2 separate regions of the Homo sapiens genome follow, and region 2 is linked to region 1. Evidence: chromatin contacts called from ENCODE Hi-C data. All regions are on one chromosome and are shown on one strand. The core of a region is the stretch at or near the end of the contact, and the rest is flanking DNA. Distances in the headings are between cores, read along the strand shown. Region 1 holds the start of PPP2R5E (protein phosphatase 2 regulatory subunit B'epsilon). Region 2 holds the start of MED6 (mediator complex subunit 6).

Region 1 (6,818 bases), core at 1,000-3,499:
CTATGTTAGCTATGATAAACTATACCACACTGCAAATGAGGACAGGCTAGATTACTTTAAACAAAACACATAAAAGGCATAATTAAAATATTTCAAATAAGTCTTCTTTTTGAATGAAGCCACCTTACGTTATTAACGCTTAATAAAAACTATGAGAAAATCAAGCACCAAAGTTGAACTGAAAACATAAATTCACAGCCTACTGAAACAACCAAGTTGAGTTCCCTTGAGGTTTAGACCTTGAAGTTCATCATCAAATACCAATTTTCATTCCATCAAACTTACGGAACTGAATAGCACTTTTGAATTGTTTAACCCTCTCGAGTTATTAAAATGAAGGCTATTTCCTGAAAGTAACAAGCGTTAAGCTTAATTTCATTCACCAAATTAAACAGATGCCATCATTTCCATGGCACTGAGGCTTCATGCAAGACTAATGGCAGACTCGGATAGAAAGAATGCATATGGGGGAAATGCTGAAATGCAATTACTCACCTGTCATTCCAATAGACAAGACAAGTGGTTTTTAACTTCTAAATAAAACAGTAAGGGAATTTCTTCCTGAACACGTGAGAATAAAAAGTTACCTGGATTACGTGGATTTTGACAATGTAAAAATAACAAAAACATTTTAAAACACATGCACACATATGATGTTGACGTTTGGAATTTGGAAGTCTTCTTTGGTTTTCTTTAAAAAAAAAAAAGTTTTTAAAAATCTACCTAATTTAGCCTTAATATAATGTGATGGATTCAAAATAGAATCACAAACTATGAATGACTATAGATGTTAAGATCACTTTAAAATATCAAAATGACTGCATCAGCCAAAAGCTCCACATCTTATTTGTACGTTGTAAATTTAGGGGCCGATTTTCCATTCGGGTATGTGAATTATTTAGACTTCACTCTAACTCTAACACTACAACATTTCAGTAAATCCTCTTCCTCCATCACTCTTTTCGTCTCTTCTTTATTCCTTATCTCTCATCTCTACAGACGATATATAGGTAGCTTTTAAAAAAATCATTTACCCCTTATGCCCGAGGCCCAGAATAAACGTCAAGGATCGCAACCCTGAAGCACTGCAAAACTGAACGTAAGGTAACAGCGGGTCCGTGCAAAGCCCAGGGAAACAGGTTTCGCCCTGGGCCAGGGCTCCCGAAGCTTTATCATCCTCTAATCAGCAGGCATGGGGCATTTCCATGGCTCAGGATAATCCAAAGGGGGTAAGGGGAAGTAGGGAAAGACAGGGAAGGGGTTTGTCTGTGGGGATGCTTACATACTCCCTTTGCTCCTAACCCACACCCCAAGCCCTGGAGACGATAAGCTGCTAGAGAATCCTCCTCACACCAAACCCCTCTTTATTCCCCGCCCCCGCCAGTGGATAAAGGGGGGCAAGAAAACGCCTCCAATCCCAGAAGGTGGAGAAAAAGGGGGGAGGGGGCAGAGTGAATGAGAGGTATCATCAGAAGCATTTGTAGGTAAATCAGACAAGTGGGACGGGCGCTCCCGCTCCCGCACCCCACCCCACCGCACCCCTCGCCTGCCCGGCCAGGCCTTCCCAAGGCCGGTGCCCCATAGGTTCCCCAGGAGGACCGGGAGGAAGAAGGGAAGCGGGCGAGCCGCGGTGCTGGAGGGACTAAGTTACCTTGAAGCTTCTGGGGAAGAATCCAAAGATGATCTGTGGCTTGGAGGGGCGGGAGACGGGCGAGGTGGCCGCAGCGGGGGCGGGCGGCGGGACCGGGACGTGCAGGGGGAGGTCCGGGCAGCTGCGGGGAGCCTGGGGCGACGGCTGTCCGGTACGGGGTCCCTCCGGTTCCGCGGCGGCGGAGCCTCTAGGCCTCACGGCCGGACCCGAACCTCAGCGTTCCGGTGGCGGCGGCGGCCTCACGATCCTCCCCCGCGGGCCCGTCCCATCAAATCGGCACCGACCCCGTTGCGGCTCCGCCGGTGGCTCCTCGCTCACATTCCTGGCGGGCGGCGCCTCAGCTCGTTGCCCCGGACCCGGCGGCGGCGGCGACGACGTGGGGAGGGGGGGAAGGGAGGGAGGAAGACTGGATCTGCAGCGGCAGCAAGAGAAGGGGACAGAATAAGGAGGAGGAGCCGCAGGAGCTGGAGCCGCCGCTGCCAGAGCCACCTTTCGCTACCCGCGGTGGGTCCCAGTCAATGCCCCTTTCTCTCTCCTATTGTCAATATCACCGGGCGGCTGAGTCCATGGCACACGCGCAACCGAACCTTCTGGCCAGCAGCGCCCGCCTCCGGCGCCCGCCCACTGGAGACTTCAAACGGGAAGCGAGGCCTCATTGGCCAGTATCCGCCTTCACTCCCCTGACAGCATGTTCGGCTGAGACCTGATCAGGGATTGGCGGCAGGAGGGCGGAGAAACGGGAGGGTGGGAAGAGAGAAGGTCGAGGATTGGGCCGAAGCTTGAGGAACCCGGATGCAGCCGCGATCTCGGGCGGTGCAGCCGCCGCTTCCGCCCGGCAGTGGGGCAAGCTGAAGTGAGAAGCCGCTGGGCCTGAGAGGAGCTCTTTAATTCCGGGAGGTGTGCGACTAGCGGATCAGCGGGCTGGCTTTCCGTGCTGTGCGGAGCCTTTGGGCGGCGGTCGTCTTGGACCGGAGGATTCCAAGGGCTCGGGTCGTCTAAGGGTCGGGGAGCCCCGGAGACTTGATCCCGCCCTGCAGCTAGTGTGGCCCCTCAGGGTTTGGGGAGTCCCACTCTGGACGGGACCCTGTGATGCGTAGGCAGGAATAAGATCCCCCGCCCGTGCCGGTGTGCCACTGCTTGTGTAAATGGGCCCCTTGAAACCCCCAGCAGTCGCTCTCCGCTGAACCTTCTTCGAATTTTCTCTCACCTCATCTCCTTTTCCTTAAACGTCTGTTTTGAATATCAGACCCCTGTAGCGTTGAAGCCAGCGCTCGTTTAATTAATGCAGGTGGGAACGCTGTCGCCACAGTTTGCAGTCTATTCATTCAGAATAACCCGCCAGTCAGCCGACTGCTCAGAGCTCGGAAAGACCCAGCTCCAAACTAGGAGTTTCGAGATTTTAATTGGCAAGTTGGACCCGAAAGAGTTAATGGAGAAGACTACTTAAATCTATCTAGAACAAGTGATGAGATATTTGGAGATGTGTTTGCATGCTTGGTGAATGCAGACGGCCAAATGGTACATTTCCAGATAATATTCTTGGATTAATGTATTTGAATGCACCCTACGTACATTTTTTGAGAGGAAAAAAGGAAGAAAGAAATTATTAATGCTAACTACAAACGTCAGAGTACCAGTTGTTCAAAACTTAGAAATTGGGGGGGGGGACAAAAAAATTAACATTCTTATTTTCTCAACTCAGAGATAACCACTTACAGTATTTGCATACTTCCTTTTAGTATTTTTTCTCTTTATGTTAATAATGTGTGTCGATCTGTAGCCTAGTTTTTTCCCTCAGCATTATATCATCTTTTCGATACGGTTAGGGAATAGAGCTATATATAAATAAAACTATATGTACCATATGTACAAGTGACAACGAAAAATGCATTTGCATTTCTCCTGTTTGTGTTGTTAAACACTAGAGTTTTGAAATTTTCTTTGCACACTCCCAGAAATGGCTCTTGAGTGGAAAAATAATTTTGTGCCATGAAAGATAAAAATATTCCTGCTTTGAACTGAAATGGAAAACGAAAAGATGACTCTTAGATGGAAGCAGTCTCCCCCTACTGACTCCAGATGATTGGCCACTGTATGGCTAGTGCCCACTTTTGCCGTGATAAAGTTCATCACCACTAAGTATGAACTATAGAATACCAGCAGTCTAGTTCCTACCCTCAAGAACCTTAAATTTTCCATATCTCAATATCCTGTACAGTCTTCATGAAAGTTCAGTGTCCCAGCCAAGGACCTGTTTTCTTCAATCTTTGATTGAGGGTAAATTCAGAATTAAAACCAAGGAAGATTTTGAAGCCAATTCAATTTCCCTTGGCAACAGTTGAACTGTTAAAAGCATAGTGCACGTTTGAAATTCTCACAGCTGTTGCTTAGAACATGTCATAGAGTGGGGATTTTGCTTGCAAATTATGGATCTCTATAAAGACAATTCATTTCAAAGTCATTTCACTTTCTATAAAATGGCTGAGCAACTGAAATGAGCAGGTTTTTTAAAATGGAAACATCCTTGCCTATGTGAGAAATTGTTCTCTGGACCAGTAATTTCTCCCATGTATCCCAGGGATTTCGGTACTCCAAGAATAGTGCAAGACAATCTATTTCGGATGCAGTAAAAGAAAGTATTAGGAAATATATTTACATTTAATTTTAATCTAAAAGGCATTACGGTCAACTACTATTTTATATAGAGTGAATGGCTCTGCCCTCAGTCCATGGAATGGTGCCTTGGCCTAGAACAGCATAGGAGATGTCCTCAGGGAAAAGTGGGAGTTACCCATTCCTAGGGGTTGGCAGTGGTGGGCCCACCCAATCAGCCCCTGACAACATATGACTTATTGCGGTTTCTTATTGCAGTTTCTGGATTCAACTAAGTGGACTTACTGATTATATTATCTAAGTTTAATTAAACTAACCCTCATAAAACAGACAAATGACTCTATGAGTCCTTTGCAAATAAACCACGGGAGAACAAGAAGAAAATGTTAGAACTGACTCTTCAGTATCAAATCTTTTTTTTCTTTTTTTTTTTTTTTTTTTGGTATTTTTAGTAGAGACGGGGTTTCACCATGTTGGCCAGGCTGTTCTCAAACTCCTGACCTTGTGATCCACCCGCCTCGGTCTCCCAAAGTGCTGGGATTACAGGCATGAGCCACCACACCCAGCCCAGTATCAAATCTTTGACAGCCACTTTTCAAAAGTAAAATACCAATCTAATAAATTCAATCAAATTTTGACTAGAAAAAAAATCAAGGCTACTTGAAATGTAAATTTACATCCACTGTTGTTGTTGTTGTTGTTGTTGTTGTTGTTGTTGTTGTTGTTGTTGTTGTTTGAGATGGAGTCTCGCTTTGTCGCCCAGGCTGGAGTACAGTGGCGCAAACGACTCACTGCAACCTTCACCTCCCGGGTTCAAGCAATCCTTCTGCCTCAGCCTCCCAAGTAGCTGGGATTACAGGCATGTACACCTGGCTAATTTTTGTATTTTAAGTAGAGACGGGGTTTCACCATGTTGGCCAGGCTGGTCTCGAACTCCTGACCTCAAATGATCCACCCCACTCGACCCCCCAAAGTGCTGGGATTACAGGCGTGAGCCACTGCACCCAGCCTACATCCACTGTTATTAAGAATTGAACTTCATTCTAAGTGTATATGTTGATTGAGTTAAGCTAATGATGGTAGCGTATGTCTATACTTTATGGACAAATACACATATATTTGGAAGAATTTTTTTGGCTGGATGTCACAGCTAATGCCTGTAATCCTAGCACTTTGGGAGGCTGAGGAGGGTGGATCACTTTAGCCCAGGTGTTTGAAACCAGACTGGGCAACATCGTGAAACCCCTTATCTACGAAAAAAATTTCAAAATCAGCCAGGCCTGGTGGCACGCTCCTGTTGTCCCAGCTACTGGGAGGCTGAGGTGGGAAGATCACCTGAGCCCAGGTGGTCAATGCTGCAGTGAGCTATGATCATGCCACTGCATTCCAGCCTGGGAGAGAAAGTGAAAACCTGTCTCAAAAAAAAGAAGTTTGGAAGCCAGGCACAATGTCACAGGCCTGCAGTCCCAACTACTCCACAGGCTGAGGTCGGAGCATCACTTGAGCCCAGGAGTTGGATTCTGTAGTGTGACATGATGTAGCCTGTGAATAAAAACATTCTAGGCCGGGCACAGTGGCTCACGCCTGTAATCCCAGCACTTTTGAGAGGCCGAGGCAGGTGGATCACAAGGTCAGGAGTTCGAGACCAGCCTGGCCAATATGGTGAAACCCCGTCTCTATTAAAATACAAAAATTAGCTGGGTTTGGTAGCAGCTGTCTATAATCCTAGCTACTCAGGAGGCTGAGGCAGGAGAATTGCTTGAACCCAGGAGGCGGAGGTTGCAGTGAGCCAAGATCCCAACACTGCACTCCAGCCTGGGTGACACAGCAAGACTCCATCTCAAAAAACAAAAAAAAATGAAAAGAAAAACATTATAGCCATCTGAGAGGCCATTATCAAGTGACAAAATGTAGTCTATTGCTCTCACATGAAAGCATTCACTTCCCAGATATCAAAGCTGAGCTTATCATGAATCTACTAGTGAGCTAGCCACGTGATAAGACCAAGACATTGACTATCAAATGATGGCTGGCTGGGGAACTAAAGGAGAACTAAAATAATAAGTAGAAGCATCGTCAGAACAATTGTCAACCAGTAGAGGAGGAAAAGACCTATGCTGATTAGATATCATGATCAGAGGTAGACTAGTTTGGTGTGTGTGGAGTGGCGGGGTACATGAAGCTGGTCGTGGACTGAGAGGAAAGAACAGTGAGGGTGAGAAAGCCTGAGGCAGTAGCTGCCTCTTAGGAAAACAGAAAGAGTATACACTGCAGGTGCGGTGGTTCACACCTGTAATCCCAACACTTCTGGGAGGCGAGGCAGGCAGATCACTTGAGAACAGGAGTTCACGGCCAGCCTGGCCAACATGGTGAAACCCCGTCTCTACTAAAAATACAAAAATTAGCCGGGCATGGTGGTTCGCACCTGTAGTCCCAGCTACTCAGGAGGCTGAGGGGCAATAATCACTTGAACCTGGGAAGTGGAGGCTACAGTGAGCTGAGATCATGCCACTGTACTCCATCCTGGGTGACAGAGCGAGACGCCCTTTCAAAG
Region 2 (7,107 bases), core at 1,846-4,345, 7.1 Mb after region 1:
AACTGTTCATTGCAAAACTTGTATTTGGAAAAAGTGCCACCTTCTTAAAATAACTTACTTCAAGTGTTCTAATGTTAGCCTCTGCATTTTGACCACTTCATTATTACATGTTCTGTCATAAAAAGGATTACTTCTTTCTGAAAAGTAATCCAGGACACTACCACTGTTCAAAATAGGGATCCAAGAGCTGTCAACCCAAGAAATTCCCAGCAGATTGTCTATGGGAAAGAAAACAAAATGATAAAGGATTAGAAAAATAGAAAGAATCCAATCCAACAAACATTTATTATACATCAAATGTAGTAGGCACTATGAATATAAGGATGACATAGATCCTAACCAACACACTCTCATGATGTAACAGAAGAGATTATGCAAGAAAGCAATAACATGATTAAGTCTTATGATAAAGACATGGTGAAACCCTGTCTCTACTAAAAATACAAAAAATTCTGGCCGGGTGCGGTGGCTCAGCCTGTAATGCCAGCACTTTAGGGGGCTGAGGTAGGTGGATCACCTGAGGTTGGGAGTTTGAGACCAGCCTGACCAACATGGAGAAACCCCGTCTCTACTAAAAATACAAAATTAGCCTGGCGTGTTTGTGCATGCCCATAATCCCAGCTACTTGGGAGACTGAGACAGGAGAATCGCTTGCACCCAGAAGGTCTCGGAGATTGTGGTGAGACGAGATCACACCATTGGACTCCAGCCTGAGCAACAAGAGTGAAACTCCGTCTCAAAAAAAGAAAAAAAACAAAACAAAAAATTAGCCGGGCATGGTGGTGGACACCTGTAATCCTAGCTACTCGGGAGGCTGTGGCAGGAGAATCACTTGGACCCAAGAGGCGGAGGTTGCAGTGAGCTGAGATCGCGCCACTGCACTCCAGCCTGGGCGACAGAGCGAGACTCCGTCTCAAAAAAAAAAGACATGAAGAAATGTGTTACGAGACTACAGAGGACCTGGGGAAACGAAAATCATTTTTCATGTGGAGAGAAGGTGGGTTTTAGCACGGTATGTTAAAGAATAAATAAAAACTTACACAGAGAAAAGGGCAAAGTAATTCCAAGCAGAGAGAATGTATATACAGAGGTGTAAAAATATAAAGTATATTATATCTTTAGAGAATAATTTCATTAGGTGAAGAAGTGATAAGATTTAAAATTTAGAAAGGACTTTTTTTTTTATTGGAAATCCTTAATGCTGGCAAGGAATTCAAAATTTTCAAATAACATGTATGCCCAAGAGAACACATCTATAGCTACCAGTTTGAGATCTCTCAATTAGGGATAGAGAAGTTAGGAAGCTATTATTGTAGATGAGATGATAATGATGTAAAAGCTAAGGGATAAACAGGAAGTAGAGTTCCCTTAACTACAGCCACACGGTTTCATATTTAGCGTAGAATTAAATCATAGCTTTTAAAAAGACATGATAGAGCTAGATACTTTTAATAAATGAGCTTGTATTGGCTATTGGCTTTCATGATGCTTCATACCACTGACTGTACTGAACACCACTAGGTGTAAATCATGAACATCAAAATGCCTATACAATACTGGTTGAAAAACTTCAATCTCTCTTATACTGTCATTACCTCAGGCATCTTCAAAGAAGTCAGACCTAATTCAAGGTGACAGGCAGTTTTGAGCCAAGTGACTCAACCGAGAAAAATTATATAAAGGTAAAATGTACTTTGTGTGCTATAAAATAAAGGAGGAGACAGATGAAGTGCGTTAATAACCAAATAATTAGTATAGACCATTTAGATAGTTCATCATAACTGGATCATGCAATAACCAAATACACAACAGGCCAGGAAATAACATTTTCAGAAATGGCCTCCTAACTGGTTTTCCTAATTCTACCCTTGCCCTCCTACACTGTTCCCAGCAGCCAATGTAGTCCTAAAAAAAAGTCAGATCACATCATTCCTCTGATGGAAACCCCTCCAATGGCTCTGCGTTTTACTCAGAGGAAAAGCCAAAGACCTTATCATAGCTTTCAACACCTTTCTGACTTCATCTCCTTCCCACATCCTCTCTCACTACCCTCCAGCCACACTGACCTCCTTGCTGTTCCTTTAACACACCAAACACACTCTTATTTTAGAGTCTTTGCCATGATCCTAACAATCTGAATTATAAGTAAAACATTTTATAAACTAAATATTTCTCTTTTTTATTCTGTAGCAAGGCAACATGTTGACATAGCCCAAGCATTCTAACAGCATTCTAACCATCAGCAAGTGATGAAATAAATAATGAAAGACACGTATGTAAAATCATGATCCAGAAGTGCTGCAGATCGCCAGATAAGTATAAATGAGAATATTTGTAATAAATGTGTTAGACCCCAATCCAGTTAATATTAAAAAAAGGCATCTCAAACATCTCCCTTTAAAAATCAAGTACTATATACACAAAAACAACTCTACATGCTCCCCAAGATCAAGCAGCAGTTAAGGGGTGACATCTCCATACATTTATTCACTGACTGATTCAATATTTGAGTACTTCTGCAGTTCAGCTGTGAAAAAAATACGACCCCTGCCCATAATAATTGCTGGACGTTCGATGTAAAGTATTATCGACTCAAAAAAAAAGAAAATATCTGGGATTCATGCTCAGGGACCCGTGTGGCGCGGTCTAAAGAATTAGGCAGCCACCATGCCAAGTCCCAAGAGATGAATCAAATCAAGTTGGCTTATTACCCCATTCCCTTCTCTGCCTAAACGCCATTCCTTCACTCCAATAGAATAGCCCTAATGTTGTTGCAGAGATACGTGTGTAGAACAAAACTCCAGCTCTGAAAGCTCAAAACCCAGAGCTTCTTCCAACCCCTTCTCTCCGACGCTTCCAAGAGACGCTCCAAGAACTCAGAAAAAAAAAAAAACTCGTCAACGTTTCGCTAGATCACAGCCTTGGGTTGTCCACAAAAACCACTCAAAAAAGCTTGAGACTTCACACAAAGGAACCTAAACCTTGAAACCGCGAGCTATAACATCCCAAACTGGTCCACAGACAATCAAGAGACAAAATATAGCAATACAGTATACCTCGGATATCCACCGCCGCCATAATTCCGAGAGCGTTTACAGGTTCTCTTTCCGGCGCAAAGTAAACGTAAGCCTAGGCCGCCGGAAGCAGCGGGTTGAAGAGAGTGCGCATGGGTGAGGAGGGACGTAGAGCGGAAGAGGGGGCGGGGCGGGCAGGAGAGAGGCAGGGGGTGGAGGTGCGGGTGGGAGGGGAGGAGACGCGAGGGGGCGGAAAGCGGGAGAGGCGCGGGAGGCGGGAAACGTGGGGTGGGGTGGGGTGGGGTGGGGTAGGGGAATGGGAGGGGACGGGACGCAGAAAGATTGGTGCAGGGGAGCAGGGAAAGACTAGAAGAGGGATGGGCCAAAGAAGGAGAACGGGAGGGCGGATTACTGGGAAAAAAATTAGAAGACTTAGAGGACAGAAAGACCGAGTGGAGTCCCGCCCCACGCCCACCACTGATGGAAGAATTCTGCCTTGATCGTCTGTGATCGTCAAGAAAACAAATTCTGATGCTGTAGAGTTGTGCTTGGGAGTGTCTCTTAATTTTAAAAGCTCCCCGGGTGTATCCACTGAGCTATCAGATTTAGGAACGATGGTCATTTATATTTTTCTCCCTGCCTCAGGTATTGGGATGGGACAGGACTTAAGAATTTGGGAGTCATTGGCTTTTATGTGACTAAATCCATTAAAAATCTAAACCAATTAAAGAAGCCTCTGAGAAAAATTTCACAACACAGGAAATGCTTCTGAAGTGAAATATTAATAAGATTAAGAGAAAGGGAATACCCCTGGGTCCCAGAGTAATGAGCAAATGTCTGCATTCCAAGTAGTCTGGAGTAGGTAGCAAGGCTCCAAAGAGGGAATGATTCTGTGTACGGGGAAGCTACAGAAAGCCTCAGATTCTCAAGCTTCAGTGTGGCTCTGTAAAAGCAAAACGATACAGAAATATGCAAACAACACACAGATACTAGGAAGAGGATGCCAAAATCTGAAGGAGGGATGAGGGCGGGTGCCTACATCTTCTCCAAAACTTAGGTACTGTGAAGACTCCCCAAGAATTTAACCACAACCCAGGAGCAAGAGGGGAAGACCAGAAATTTAATTGGGATTTTCAACCTCATAGACAAGGAATTAAAAATTTGTTAACTCCGTAGAATAAAAGTACGTTGCCTGTACATTTCAGTTTGGGAATTTTCTGCCTGAGATGGTATGTATAAAATAGGTGTCCCAACAGAAGTATGTGCATGCACAGAGTAAAGTTTTGAGAGAGAATTTTTCAGGAGGGCCTGGTTGGGAGCCTAGTGGGAGGACATTGCAAAAAGGAAGAGTATCGTGTCCAATAAAAAGTGTGATCCATAAAGCTTTTTGTTTTGTTTTTCTAGTTTTTTGTTTCCTTGTGTTTTGATTAGGCTAGAAGGAGATTAGGAAGAATAGTGACAGAATGCAGATCTGTAGATAATAAAACATATGGTATGCATGGTAAATAAGACCTGGAAGCTCAACCTTTATTTTGTAGGCAATGGGAGAAATGTGATCAAGCTTCCATTTTAGAAAGATAACTTGAGGAAGACAGGGCAAGGTGGCTCACGCCTGTAATCCCAGCACTTTGGGAGGCCAAGATGGGAGGATTGCTTGAGCCCAGGAGCTGGAGACCAGCCTGGTCAAGATAGCGAGATCCCATCTCTATTTCTTTTATATTAATTGTTTCAGTTAATAAAGAAATATAAATTAAAAAGTGTGGTAACAAAAACAAGAGAAGACAAGATAGGGAGGAAGCCACTTTGGGTAGGACAGTCAGGACAGGCCTCTCTGAGGAAGTGATACCTGAGATGAGACCTGGAAGATGAAAGCAAATCACTCATGTGAAGAGCTGGGGCACAAGCATATCAGACAGAGGGGACCATGGACCCTACAGTGGGAAAGGGGTTGGTCTGAGAACCACAGAAAGGCCAGTGTAAGCCGGGTTGTATGAGTGAAGGATGAATGATGGGAAAAGAGACTGGGAATGAAGGCAGGGGCCAGATGATAGAGAGCCTGGTCAATAATTTATTTTTTATTCAAAGAACATAGGAAGCTATTAAAAGATTTGAATGAGTAGAATGCCACAAAGGTTCTGACTGGAAATTTGTTTATGGATGTCAAAAGTATTTGTTGTGCTTATTGAGCCACTTACTATGGACGAGGCACTGTGCTAAGCACTTTGACGAACTATCTAGTTGTTCCCTCAAAACAATTTTATGAGGCAGAAGCTATTACTCCCATTTTTAAATGAGGAGACGGACTGAGGCAGATGAGCTAGCTTTTCACCAAACTTATTATCTACTTGGGTATACAGCTAAGCTATATTTTCCACCACCCTTGCACCTGGATGGAGCTACATAGCCAGTTCTCATCAAGGGACTGTGAATGGAAGTGATAAGTGTTACCTCCAGGCCAAGACAGTGAAAAACACTGGTTCCATCTTCACTTTCTCTCTCTGTATTCACCAGCTAGATGCCAGAGAAACCTAAGGTCATGGATTGAAAGTGGTGGTGATGGGGAGTTGGGGGGCTGGGGTCTCTGAATGACTGACCACAGGTGCTGAGCCACCTTGCTGACCTAAACTGGATCCAAAGCAAGAAATAAGATTTTATTATGTTAAAAATACACACATGCACACAAAATTGCTATGTACTGTCTCCTCCATAAAATCAGTAATACTGGTGTAATCTATTTTCTGTAGGATATATTAAAATGTGTACCTGCCTCCACTATATACAGTATGACCTTTTGAGGCTTTAGGATTTGGAAACTTAGATAATTTAATATGTGAGAATGCAAGTAAAAGAGAAAAAACAAGATCTTCAGTATGGAAGTGGGAATGATTTCTGATTGGTTAAAGATGAAATGATGCTCATGGATAATTGATAATGTGTGGTACTCATCTTCCTCCATAAGATCACCATCTAGAAAAACAGCTTTCCTTCACACACGCTCCCTTTAAATACCTGACACCATGATCCTCGTTACTACGTTTTTCTTTCTCTAACATTCTCTCCAATATTCTAAATTTACACGTCATGTCATCCCACTCTGTACCTATAGAAATGTGTGCCCTTCCTTATAGGAATACCTCTATAATTGCCTGGCCTGAATTCAGACTCTTTTCTAAAAAAAAATTCTCTAGACTGTAAACTCTGTGAGGACATGGTCATGTCTGTGTTTGCCTGGTGTTACTTACTTAGTCTCTGGCAGGGTGTTTTTGATATAGTAGCTGTTCAACAAATATTTGTTGAATGAACAAATTCATGTATAAATGAATGGATGATATGATGGCCCTCAGATAAATAATAAACTTCATTAATTCAATAATAAATGAAATATGAAATTGTTAATGGAAATTGATTTATGGGAAGTTATAAGAAAATTCTTAAAATCTCTCCTGATGTTAGAATGATGCCAAACGCACAACTTTATTTATACTAATATTCTAAATAAAAACAACATGGTTATATTTTGTTTGGTGTCCTATCAGGAAAGTATTTTAGCAAATGACAAATGTGTGGGGTGTTTTTCCTTCTTATTTAGTGAAGAAAAGTCCAGCTACTTCATTATACAAAGCAGAAAATTGCCTTAGAAATACTGAGGAATTATCTCTGAAAAGTTACCTTGGAAACTCTGAGATTGGCCCCAGTGGTCTAGGGAGAGGTATGGTACCAATTTTTTTGTGATTTAAGGGTTACAAGAAAAGCTACACAACCCCTTAAGGCAAATGCCAAAACCTGACCTGTGGCAGTAATTCTGAAAGCAGCTGTTCACCTTAGGAAGTGGCTGTAATCATAAACAAAAAAAATCTAATCATAAAGCTTTAACCCTAGAATCCTAAACATAGAGTACAAATAAGCTTAGTCCAAACAGAATTATCTTCCCTCAAAGAACCTTTGTGGATTTTCCTCTCATTGCAGGATAGTTGTCAAGGGCCCATGAGATTACACAGCACTAACTTTAAGCAAGACTCCATCAAGGCATCAAAAAGCAATAACAAAGGCAAACTAGATAATCATATTCCAGTATGGCATTAGAAAATATTTA

Evidence for each region. A loop is a pair of places that touch in the nucleus more often than their neighbours do. Pooled maps may share reads with other maps.
Region 2: a pooled map shows a loop between it and region 1 (10-fold over the local background). The contact joins the promoter of MED6 here to the promoter of PPP2R5E in region 1. A Hi-C loop is called at or near these places in 2 of 50 pooled maps.

What each region holds. Positions count from the first base shown.
Region 1 is chr14:63,541,128-63,547,945 of GRCh38, forward strand. PPP2R5E (protein phosphatase 2 regulatory subunit B'epsilon) reads right to left here and starts at 2,250. Exons shown (of 14, transcript NM_006246.5): 1 at 1,652-2,250. It overlaps LOC112268140 (loricrin-like), which reads left to right and starts at 1,657. Exons shown (of 1, transcript NR_158218.1): 1 at 1,657-3,537. RefSeq lists silencers at 1,746-1,885, 1,926-2,065 and enhancers at 2,302-3,293, 2,356-2,565, 3,653-3,732.
Region 2 is chr14:70,597,560-70,604,666 of GRCh38, forward strand. MED6 (mediator complex subunit 6) reads right to left here and starts at 3,096. Exons shown (of 8, transcript NM_005466.4): 1 at 3,057-3,096; 2 at 59-218. The coding sequence starts at 3,078. RefSeq lists an enhancer at 2,598-3,797.